2 separate regions of the Homo sapiens genome follow, and region 2 is linked to region 1. Evidence: read pairs that join two places in POLR2A ChIA-PET (ENCODE). Cell type or tissue: Panc1. All regions are shown on one strand. Links, peaks and the distances in the headings refer to the core of each region. The heading gives the core; the rest is flanking DNA. Region 1 has its middle 21 kb from the start of NCOA3. Region 2 overlaps ZMYND8 (zinc finger MYND-type containing 8).

The links. ChIA-PET counts read pairs that join two places held together with the same protein. Peaks named below come from ENCODE experiments on the same cell type or tissue, not always from the same donor. Only the 100,000 strongest peaks of a DNase experiment are listed, where the experiment ranks them.
Region 2: POLR2A ChIA-PET joins it to region 1 with 6 read pairs; 2 of 35 experiments call an interaction of 5 or more read pairs at or near these places.

The regions. Positions count from the first base shown.
Region 1 is chr20:47,477,998-47,483,368 of GRCh38, reverse strand. It overlaps the pseudogene RPL35AP. Among named protein-coding and RNA genes, the nearest start is that of NCOA3, 21 kb to the left of the region's middle. RefSeq lists enhancers at 2,607-3,159, 3,160-3,713. In Panc1, for the core only: no CTCF peak of the experiment used is centred there; no DNase peak of the experiment used is centred there.
Region 2 is chr20:47,336,535-47,341,905 of GRCh38, reverse strand. All of the region lies in intron 2 of ZMYND8 (zinc finger MYND-type containing 8), which reads left to right. Among named protein-coding and RNA genes, the nearest start is that of ZMYND8, 17 kb to the left of the region's middle. RefSeq lists enhancers at 2,022-2,521, 4,526-5,364, 5,365-5,371. In Panc1, for the core only: no CTCF peak of the experiment used is centred there; no DNase peak of the experiment used is centred there; H3K27ac peaks cover 4,952 bases.

The DNA.
Region 1 (5,371 bases), core at 111-5,110:
AGGCATGTAATGGTGAGACACAAACAGCAACAGTCTCTCTTCTCAGGACTTTGTAATCCAGCGGGGACGGGGACAAAACATCAGTTAACACATACACAAAAGCAAGATAATTACAGATTGTAATCAGTGCTACAAAAAAAAAAAAAAAAAAAACAGCTTGTGACAGGCACAGAATAACCACAGAACTACTTATTTAACTAGTTAGTCTTGATGGTATTTATTTGTTAATTTACTTTGACCAGGTATAATGTGGTTCAAAATCCAAAAGGTACAAAAGATTTCTGGTAAAAATCTTTCTTCCACTCTTCCCTAGACACCCAGCATCTTTCCCTAGAGACAACAAGAGTTAACTGTTTCTTGTGTATGCTTTCAGAAGTAGTTGAATCATGTACAAGCAAAGGGCTATATATCTCCTGAATGGTAACATAGAGGCCAGGTGCAGTGGCTTATGCTTGTAATCCCAGTATTTGGGAGGCTGAGGTGGGAGTCATTGGAAGCTAGAAGTTTGAGACTGGCCTGGACAACATAGCAAGACCTTGTCTCTACAAAATTTTTAGGCCAGGTGCAGTGGCTCACGCCTGTAAACCCAGCAATTTGGGATGCTGAGGCAGGTGGATTACCTGAAGTCAGGAGTTCAAGACCAGTCTGGCCAATATGGCGAGACCCCATCTCTACTAAAAATACAAAAATTAGCTGGTGTGGTGGCACGTGCCTGTAATCCCAGCTACTTGGGAGGCTGAGGCATGAGAATCGCTTGAACCCGGGAGGCAGAGGTTGCAGTGAGCCAAGATTGCACCACTGCACTCCAGCCTGGGCGACAGAGAGAGACTCTGTTTCAAAAAAATAGAAATAAAAATGAAAAATAAAAATAGAAAAATTAGCCAGGCATGATAGTGCATGCCTGTAATCCCAGCTACTTGGGAAGCTGAGGCAGGAGAATCGCTAGAACCCAGGAGGCAGAGGTTGCGGTGAGCTGAGATCACGCCACTGCTCTCCAGCCTGGGCAACAGAGTAAGACTCCATCTCAAATAAATAAATAAATAAAAAGGTAACATGTATGCAATACGTACTTCCCACCTTACTTTTTCACCTACCAGCACATCTTAGACATTTCTTCACTTTCTTTAGGTAAGTAGATAGAAAAGGTAGCCTTTTGTCAAGCACAGAATTCAGGCTGGGAGTGGGGTACAATCCAGACAATTACAAGTACCAAGAGTTTGATATGTGCAGAAAGAGGAAGACGCCAGTAAACCTGAGCGTGATAAACAAGGCTCAAGAAGCAACGAGAATGCCAGACAGACAGGCAGGGTCTGGGCATGCAGGTTCTTGTCAGTCATAAAAGAAGTTTGCCGTTTATTCTAATTGCAGTAGCCACTGGATGTGTTTTTAACAGAGTGATATGATCTGACTTGCATTTTCCAACGATAACCCCTGTGACTGTGTGGGGAGTTGGGTCAAGACTGGGAGAGGATACCAGATGAGAAGTGGCTGCGGTATTCTAGGCGAGAGGGGATATGAGCTTGGGCTAAGACGATGTAGGAGAAAGGATGGGGGTTCAGGGTATATGTTGAAGCTAGACAAGAAAAACTTCAAAACAGATTAGATGTGGACAGCAAGAGAAAGTAGAGAATTGAACCCCTGGGAAGTGGACATTTTTAGGTTTTGTGGGTGACTTCATGTCTATAACTTGCTTTATGATACTTCAATATAATCAGTTTGTTTGTTTTTGTTTTTTGAGACAGTCTCGTCTCACTGTGTCACCCAGGCTGGAGTACAGTGGTGGGATAATGGCTCACTGCAGCCTCGATCTCTCTGGCTCAATCTATCCTCCCACCTCAGCCTCCTAAGTAGCCGGGACTACTGGCGCACACCACCAAACCTGGCTACTTTTGTATTTTTTGTAGAGACGGGGTTTTGGCCAGGCATGGTGGCTCATACCTGTAATCCTAGCACTTTTGGAGGACAAGGCAGGCGGATCGCTTGAGCTCAGAAATTCAAGACCAGCCTGGGCAACATAATGAGACTCCATCTCTACTAAAAATACCAAAAAATAGCCAGCATGGTGGTGCACACCTGTAGTCCCAGCTACTCGGGAGGCTGAGGTGGGAGGATTGCTTGAGCCTGGGGGAGAAGGTTGCAGTGAGCAACCTGCAGTGAGATTGCACCACTGCACTCCAGCCTGAGTGACAGCGCAAGATCCTGTCAATAGAAAAATAAAGGAAATAAAGGAAAGAAAGGAAAAGAAGAAAGGAAGGAAGGAAGGAAGGAAAGAAGGAAGGAAGGAAGGCAAAGAAGGAAAGAAAGAAAGAAAGAAAAAGAAAGAAAGAAAGGAAGGAAGGAAGGAAGGAAGGAAGGAAGGAAGGAAGAAAGAGAAAGAGAGAGAGAGGAGGGGAGGGAGGGAAGGAAGGAAAGAGAGAAAGAAGGAAGGAGGGAAGGAAGAAAGGAAGGAGGAAGAAAGGAAAGAAGGAGGAAGGAAGGAAGAAAGGAGGGAAGGAAGGAAAGGAAGGAAGAAGAGCTGAGAATTTGTATTTCTTTCTTTCTTTCTTTCTTTCTTTTTATGATGGGGTTTCACCATGTTGCCCAGGCTGGTCCTGAACTCCTGAGCTCAAGCAATCTGCCAGCTTCAGCCTTCCAAAGCTCAAGGTGTGAGCCACTGCACCCAGCCTAATCAGTTTGACATTATATAAATGTCAGTTTAAGCCAATGATTTTTTTGTTTTGTTTTCTTTTAACATACAGGGTCTCCCTCTGTTGTTGCCCAGGCTGAAGCGCAGTGGTGTGATTATAGCTCACTGCAGCCAAATTCCTGGGCTCAAGCCATCGTCCTGCCTCAGCCTCTCAAGTAGTTAAGACTACAGGTGCATGCTACCATGCCTGGCTACTTTTTAAATTTTTAGTAGAGATGAGGTCTTGCTGTGTTGTCCAGGCTGGTCTCCAACTTCTGGCCTCAAGGGATCCTCCTGCCTTGGCCTCCCAAAGTGCTGGGATTACAGACACAAATCACAACACCCAGCTCCCAGTGATTCTCTAAGTGTTATCTGTGGGCCAGAATCACTTGATTAGATTAGATTAGGTTAGGTTAGAAATACGAATTCTCGCTGGCACTGCGGGTCACGGCTGTAATCCCAGCATTTTGGGAGGCGGGTGGATCACAAGGTCAGGAGATCAAGACCATCCTGGCTAACATGGTGAAACCCCGTCTCTACTAAAAATACAAAACATTAGCTGGGCATGGTGGCACACGTCTGTAGTCCCAGCTACTTGGGAGGCTGAGGCAGGAGCATTACTTGAACCCAGGAGCCAGAGGTTGCAGTGAGCCGAGATCGCACCACTGCACTCCAGCCTGGACAACAGAGTGAGACTCGTCTCAAAAAAAAAAAAAAAAAGAATGTAGAATACAAAGATAATTAACCACCACTTAACAGTAATGGCCACATCAGCAAACTAAAATAGAAGTAAATTCCAGAATGTTTTGGAGACAGGTAAGAAACAAAGGGAGTGTTCTCAACAATGGAACCTTATCAGAAAAAGGGAAGCAATGCTAGACTTGTCTGGAACAGCCTCTTCTAGGTGTGGTTCCCCAGAGCCCTGGGAAAAACAGGCCTTATCTTGAAAAGAGGAAGGATTGGATGCAAGGAAGTTTGAAGCAAACAATGGCAGTTCAGGCCTTGTTGGAGAGAACTGAGTTGTGTGCAAAAGTAATAAGGGAAAAAGGCTTTTTAAAGCAGAATTCTGACCACAGAAGGCATGCTGTAGGTGGGGGGAGGAAAAAGTTTGTTTCTAAGAACAGAGAAGACAGAAGAACACATAGGTACAGACAGACAAGGAGACCAGGATTAGAGTCTGGGGTCACCAACTAAAAGGCACATATGACCTTGGGCAAGGGATTTCACCTTCACATTTTAGTATTTCACAATTTTCCCCCTCTAAGAAGTTAGACTCTCAGCTGCCGTAAATTTAAAAATCATTCCCTAAGGCCTTTCTCTTTCTACCATCTTGGAGCCTGTCTGCTTGACAGGGCCTTTTTTTTTTTTCTTTTGAAACAAGGTCTCACTCCATCGCACGGGCTGGAGTGCAGTGGTGCGATCATAGCTCACTGTAACCTAGAGCATCCCAGGATCAAGTGATCCTCTAACCTCAGCCTCCTCAGTAGCTGAGAACACAGGTGCATGCCACCACACCTAGCTAACTTTTTTTAGTGTTTTGTAGAGATGGGATCTCCTTATGTTATATTTAGAGACCCAGGCTGGTCTCTAAATCCTAGGCTCAAGGGATCTTCTCGCCTTGGCCTATCAAAGTGCTGGGATCACTGACATGAGACACCCTGCCCAACCAGGACAGGACTTCTAAAAGGCAGATATGTCTGGAAGGCTGTGGTCTAAGGCCATTTTTCCTTTTTTCCTTTTACTTTTTTTTCTTTTTTTTTTTTTTTGACACGGACTTTCACTCTGTCACCCAGGCTGGAGTGCAATGGCACAATCTCGGCTTACTGCAACCTCCGCCTCCTGTGTTCAAGTGAGTCTCCTGCCTCAGCCTCCCGAGTAGCTGGGATTACAGACATGTGACACCACACCCAGCTAATTTTGTATTTTTAGTAGAGACGGGGTTTCACTATGTTGGTCAGGCTGGTCTCAAACTCCTGACCTCAGGTGATACACCCGCCTCGGCCTCCCAAAGTGCTGGGATTACAGGCGTGAGCCACTGCACTTGGCTTTATTTTCTTTTTATTGTAGAGACACGGTCTCACTATGTTGACCAGCCTGGTCTTGAATTACTGGCCTCGGGTGATCCTCCTGCCTAGGCCTCCCAAAGTGCTGAGATTACAAGCATGAACCACTGGGCCTGGACCCAAGGCCACTTTTGCTGGCTATAAGCAGGGTCTCTTGAACCAAAGGGAGTACACAGCTCTTCTTAACATTGAAGGCATTTATGCCTGAGATGAAACTGAATCCTATTTGGGCAAGAGATGCGCTTATGCATACAAAGCAAAGAACAGGACAGTGACTCCCGGCAGCAAACTGAACAAAACCAGAGTGATGTGAGGAAAGGTAACTCAGACCCATGGAATTATGGGCATAGTTCATGCCAAATTCTGAAACAATCTTCCTGCTAAGGCCACTGGACAAAGATTCCATGTGATGTTATACCCCTCTTAAATAAATGAAAAGTAAATAAATAAAAAATATATATTTTTTGGAGATGGAGTTTCACTCTTGCTGCCCAGGCTGCAGTGCAATGGCGTGATCTCAGCTCACCGCAACCTCTGCCTCCCCAGTTCAAGCGATTCTCCTGCCTCAGCCTCCCAAGTAGCTGGTATTACAGGCACCGACCACCGCACCTGGCTAATTTTTTGTATTTTTAGTAGAGATGGG
Region 2 (5,371 bases), core at 103-5,102, 140 kb after region 1:
TCAGCCTCCCAAGTAGCTGGGATTACAGGCGCCCGCCACCACGCCCGGCTAATTTTTTGTATTTTTAGTAGAGACAGGGTTTCCCCATGTTAGGCAGGATGGTCTCGATCTCCTGACCTCGTGATCCACCCGCCTCAGCCTCCCAAAGTGCTGGGATTACAGGCACGAGCCACCGCGCCCGGCCAAGTTTTGTATTTTTAGTAGAGATGGGGTTTCACTATGTTGGCCAGGCTGGTCTGGAACTTCTGACCTTGTGATCCTCCCACCTCGGCCTCCCAAAGTGCTGGGATTGTAGGCATGAACCACCGCACCTGGCCAAGTGTGTGCTCATTGCTACTGGAATGTCTTTGTTCTAGATTCTTTTTTTTTTTTTTTTTTTGAGATGGAGTCTCGCTCTGTCACCTAGGCTGGAATGCAGTGGTGCACTCTCAGCTAACTGCAACCCCTGCCTCCCAGGTTCAAGCAATTCTTCTGCCCCAGCCTTCTAAGTAGCTGGGACTATAGGTATGCACCACCATGCCTGGCTAATTTTTAAATTTTTAGTAGAGATGGGGTTTTGCCATGTTAGCCAGGCTAGTCTCGAACTCCTGACCTCAAGTGATCTGCCCACCTCGGCCTTCCAAAGTGCTGGGATTATAGGTGTGAGCCACCTTGCTTCTAGATTTTCTCAGTAGACAAGGAAGGATATATAGACATACTGTGTAAACATTTTTACATGTATCCATCTGTGTCTATATCAGCTAAACATGAGTTCATTCTCTCGTTTGACCTTTTCGCATTACCACATGGATCATTCTAGCCTTATTCCCTGGTTTCTCTGTAACCTCCTCCTCCAACAGTGAGAAGGCTGGCTTCTACTGTCCACCGTTTGTTTACTATTTTCTGGTACATTTTAACCTGATCTACAGTGTTCAGTCTGATGAACTTTAACACACGTTCGCACTCATGGGGCCCTGACCCAGATCAAGATAATTAAACATTTCCAGCATCCAGAGCGTCCTCTATCCCTCTGATTTTGTTTATAGCCTTTGTCCTCACTTTGTATTTTCTTATTTGTTACTCTGCTAGAATGCTGGCTGCTGTATTTTTTTTTTTTTTACATTAAAAAAAATACTTTTTGAGACAGAGTCTTGCTCTGTTGCCCAGGCTGGAGTGCAGTGGCTTGACCTTGGCTCGCTGCAACCTTCATTTCCCGGGTTCAAGTGATTCTCCTGCCTCAGCCTCCTGAGTAGCTGGGGCATACGCCGCCACACCCAGCTAATTTTTTAATTTTTAGTAGAGATGGGTTTTCACCATGTTGGCCAGGCTGGTCTCGAACTCCTGATCTCAAGTGATCTGCTCGCCTCAGCCTCCCAAAGTGGTGGGATTGTAGGCGTGAGCCACCACGCCTCCGGCCTTTTTTTTTTTTTAAGACATGGAATCTCACTGTGTTGCGCAGGCTGCAGTGTAGTGCAGTGGTTATTCACAGTTGCCATCATAGTACACTATAGCCTCTAACTCCTGGGCTCAGGTGATTCTCTTGCTTCAGCCTCCCGAGTAGCTGGGACTGTAAGTGCGCACCATGGTTTCAAGTTCCCTCTTTAAGCACCCCTGGACCACCATTCTTACTTACCCCAATGATTTGAGAGGCAAGGTGTCATTGAGATTTAAAACACCTGGCTTCTGGCTGGGTGGCTTATGCCTGTAATCCCAGCACTTTGGGAGGCCAAGCACTTTGAGAGGCGGATCATGAGGTCAGGAGTTTGAGACCAGCCTGGCCAATATGGTGAAACCCAGTGTCCACTAAAAATAGAAAATTAGCTGGGTGTGGTGGCAGGCACCTGTAATCTCAGCTACTCAGGAGGCTGAGGCAGGGGAATCGCTGGAAACCAGGAGGCAGAGGTTGCAGGGAGCTGAGATCGTGCCCCTGCACTCCAGCCTGGGTGACAGAGTGAGACTCCGTCTCAAAAAAAAACAAAAACCACCTGGCTTCTAGAGCCAGATTTCCTGGTTCTGTCTTGCCCCCTTTCTAGCTGAGTTATTCCTTGTGGCTAGGTTTCCTTTTGTAAATGGGGATGATAAAGATAGAAGGTTATGGCTAAGATGAACTTTGCTCACACAGATAGAATGCTCAGAATGGTTCTTGGGGCCGGGTGTGGTGCCTCACTCACGCCTGTGATCCCAGCATTTTGGGAAGCCGAGGTGGGCGGATCATGAGGTAAGGAGATCGAGACCATCCTGGCTAACATGGTGAAACCCCGTCTCTACTAAAAATACAAAAAATTAGCCAGGCGTGGTCGCGGGTGCCTGTAGTCCCAGCTACTCAGGAGGCTGAGGCAGGAGAATGGCGTGAACCCGGGAGGCGGAGCTTGCAGTGAGCAGAGATTGCGCCACTGCACTCCAGCCTGGGCGACAGAGTGAGACTCCGTCTCAAAAAAGAATGGTTCTTGGGACAGGGTGGCTGCTCAAAAATGTTAGCTATGATTTGCATCAACTTAGAGACAGTGAATTTTTATTGCTAGGTCTGTCAGGTGGTGAGAATGACTGTTCTGCCATTTCCCCCACTTGCAGCCTCTAGGAAGAAGGTCTGGAGGCAGATGAGGAAACCATGCCCGGAAGACCCCCTGCTTAGAGGGGGCACAGTGAAGAATTGTGGGCCGGGCACTGTGGCTCATGCCTGTAATCCCAGCACTTTGGGAGGCCGAGGCGGGCGGATCACAAGGTCAGGAGATCGAGACCATTTTGGCCAACACAGTGAAACCCCGTCTCTACTAAAAATACAAAAAATTAGCCGGGCGTGGAGGTGGGCGCCTGTAGTCCTAGCTACTTGGGAGGTTGAGGCAGGAAAATGGCATGAACCTGGGAGGCAGAGCTTGCAGTGAGCCAAGATCACGCCACTGCACTCCAGCCTGGGTGACAGAGCGAGACTCTGTCTCACAAAAAAAAAAAAAAAAAGAAATAATTGTGTAGGGTTGCCCAGCAGGCAGGCTCGGGACCAGATAGGAATTTGCTTCTCTCCATCTAGGAGTCCAGTGCTTTGCACTGCCCTGCAAGCTTCCTGTCCTGTTGGCCTCTGTGACATTTGAAGAAGCCATTCTGCAGGTGTTTGGAAGGATTTTCTCGGGTGCTTGGGAATTCTTGCTTTGGTAGGGAATCATTGAGGGGAAGGGATCACCTTGTTTTGAGGGAGAACTTTCCCCAAGGATTCTCTGGGGTGGTTGTCGTTATGTGAAACTGAGCTCTCGTGCCCCATAGTGAGTGGCGGTGGTGGTAGCTTCTGTTTCCAGAGCACCTTTCTGCCGGAGCCACTTGGCTTAATATTCAAAGTCCTGGGGTTAAGATTGGGGTTGCTGAGGTTCCCAGAGCTGAAGTCTGCATGGTGAAAATATGATGTCTGTGAAGCTGACCGGGATGAAGCCTTATCTCTTGTTCAGTCCCAGTGATCTCAGCGTCCGCAGTGGGATGATCTCCAGGCTCAGTGAACATGTTTTTTTTTTTCCTCCAGCCTGCTTTTCTTGGGAAGTTTAGGGACTCTGTTCCCCTGTGACATGACCCGGGTCAGGGTCCTTCGGTTCTGAGCAGGAAAGGGATGGACTGCAGGTGGTCTGTTGGTGTGAAGCTGCTCCCACTGCATTGGTGGGAAGGCTGGAGGTCCAGGCCACTCTCGGGAGTAGAGCCAGCCCGGAGCCTCCTCAGGGACAATAGCGCAAAGTCCATGTGCACGTCTCTGGCCAGGGAAGGGCTAATATCCTGGACACCTGGACCCACCAACGCTGTCCCCACTGGGAAAGAGATGGGTCCTCAAAAGGAGATAAGGTGACCACTCTACCATCTTATGAACCTGGCAACGTGTTTTTCTCTACTTGCACTTAGAAAACAGGTGCTGAGCCGTCCTCTTCTTGGGAAACTTAGAAACTCTGACAATAATTGGTGCAGAATTCCTCAGTCCTATTCCTACATCTAGTCCATGTGACCTTTCAGTTTCTCTAACTGAATTTCAATTTTTACGCCCCTCTCCCCTTGACACATACTCACTTATTAACTGAGTAATTCCCAAGCCAGTCATTGCCATTATGCCAGCCTTGGCATTTAGTAGAGCGTTTTAGCTCTCAGGAGACAAAGCTTTCGAGCTTTCAAGATGTCAGGTTGACATTTGTGTCCGAGGGTAATGATCCTGCTGAAAGATGCTCCTACATCAATGGGAAGTGCCATCTCGATGCCAGGTGTGTTTGCGTGGCTAATATTTTCTGAGTACTTCATGGCATGATATGCAAATTACTTCATTTAATTTTCATACTAATTCCATGATGTGGGTGTGTCATTCCCATTTTACAGTTAAGGAAACTGAGGCTCAGATGAATTAAGGAAGTGTCAAAGTAGGGATGGAACTAGGGTCAGGTTTTATCTTTATTTATTTATTAATTATATAGAGGGTTATTGCCGTGTTGCCCAGGCTGCTCTTGAACTCGTGGGCTCAAGGGATCCACCTACCTCGGCTTTCCAAAGTGCTAGGTTTACAGGCGTGAGCCACCACTCCCGGCCCTTTGATTTATTTTATTTTATTTTATTTATTTATTTTTTTGAGACAGAGTCTCCCTCCATCACCCAGGCTGGAGTGCCTATCTCGGCTTACTGCAGCCTCCGCCTCCTGGATTCAATTGATTCTCGTGTCTCAGCCTCCGGTGTAGCTGGGGTTACAGGCGCCTGCCACCACGCCCGGCTAATTTTTGTATTTTTAGTAGAGACAGGGTTTCACTGTGTTGGCCAGGCTGGTCTCGAATTCCTGACCTCAGGTGATCCACCCGCCTTGGCCTCCCAAAGTGCTGGGATTACAGGCGTGAGCCACCGTGCCTGGCTGGCCCTTTGATTTTTAAACCTTTTTTTTTTTTTTTGATAAGAGTGTTTAATGTCCCTAGATTTTAAACCTTTGTACTTAACCATGACCTGTATTCCAAGGGTTGCAAGTCAAATGCCTGAAGGGCCCAGCAGGTAGATCAGTGATTGTGGCTGGCATCTGGGGATGCAGGGGGAAGGGGAGCTTTGGTGAATGGGAGAGTGTGCCAAAGTGGGGAGGGTGCCTCCATCTGATTGCTGACCAGCAGGAATATGGCTCATCCGCTGTGGCCAGCTGGGATTTTCTTTTCCCCTGTAAAACTGCCTCATTTAGAAATGTGGTCTGTGTAGACTGGCTTCTCTAAAGATCATGCGTGAACCCAACAAAACGCATTTCCGGGTCAGAAGAAGCCGAGGGCTGTCATTTTGCATTCCCTGTGCGAGACTGGCCAAGGCACAATTCATTGCAGAATTTGGCCTCACCATGCGTGAGTCAGAACAAGCGCCTTGAAGGCCAGGGATTTGCAGCCTGAGAAATGATGTACTCCGCGGGTTGAAT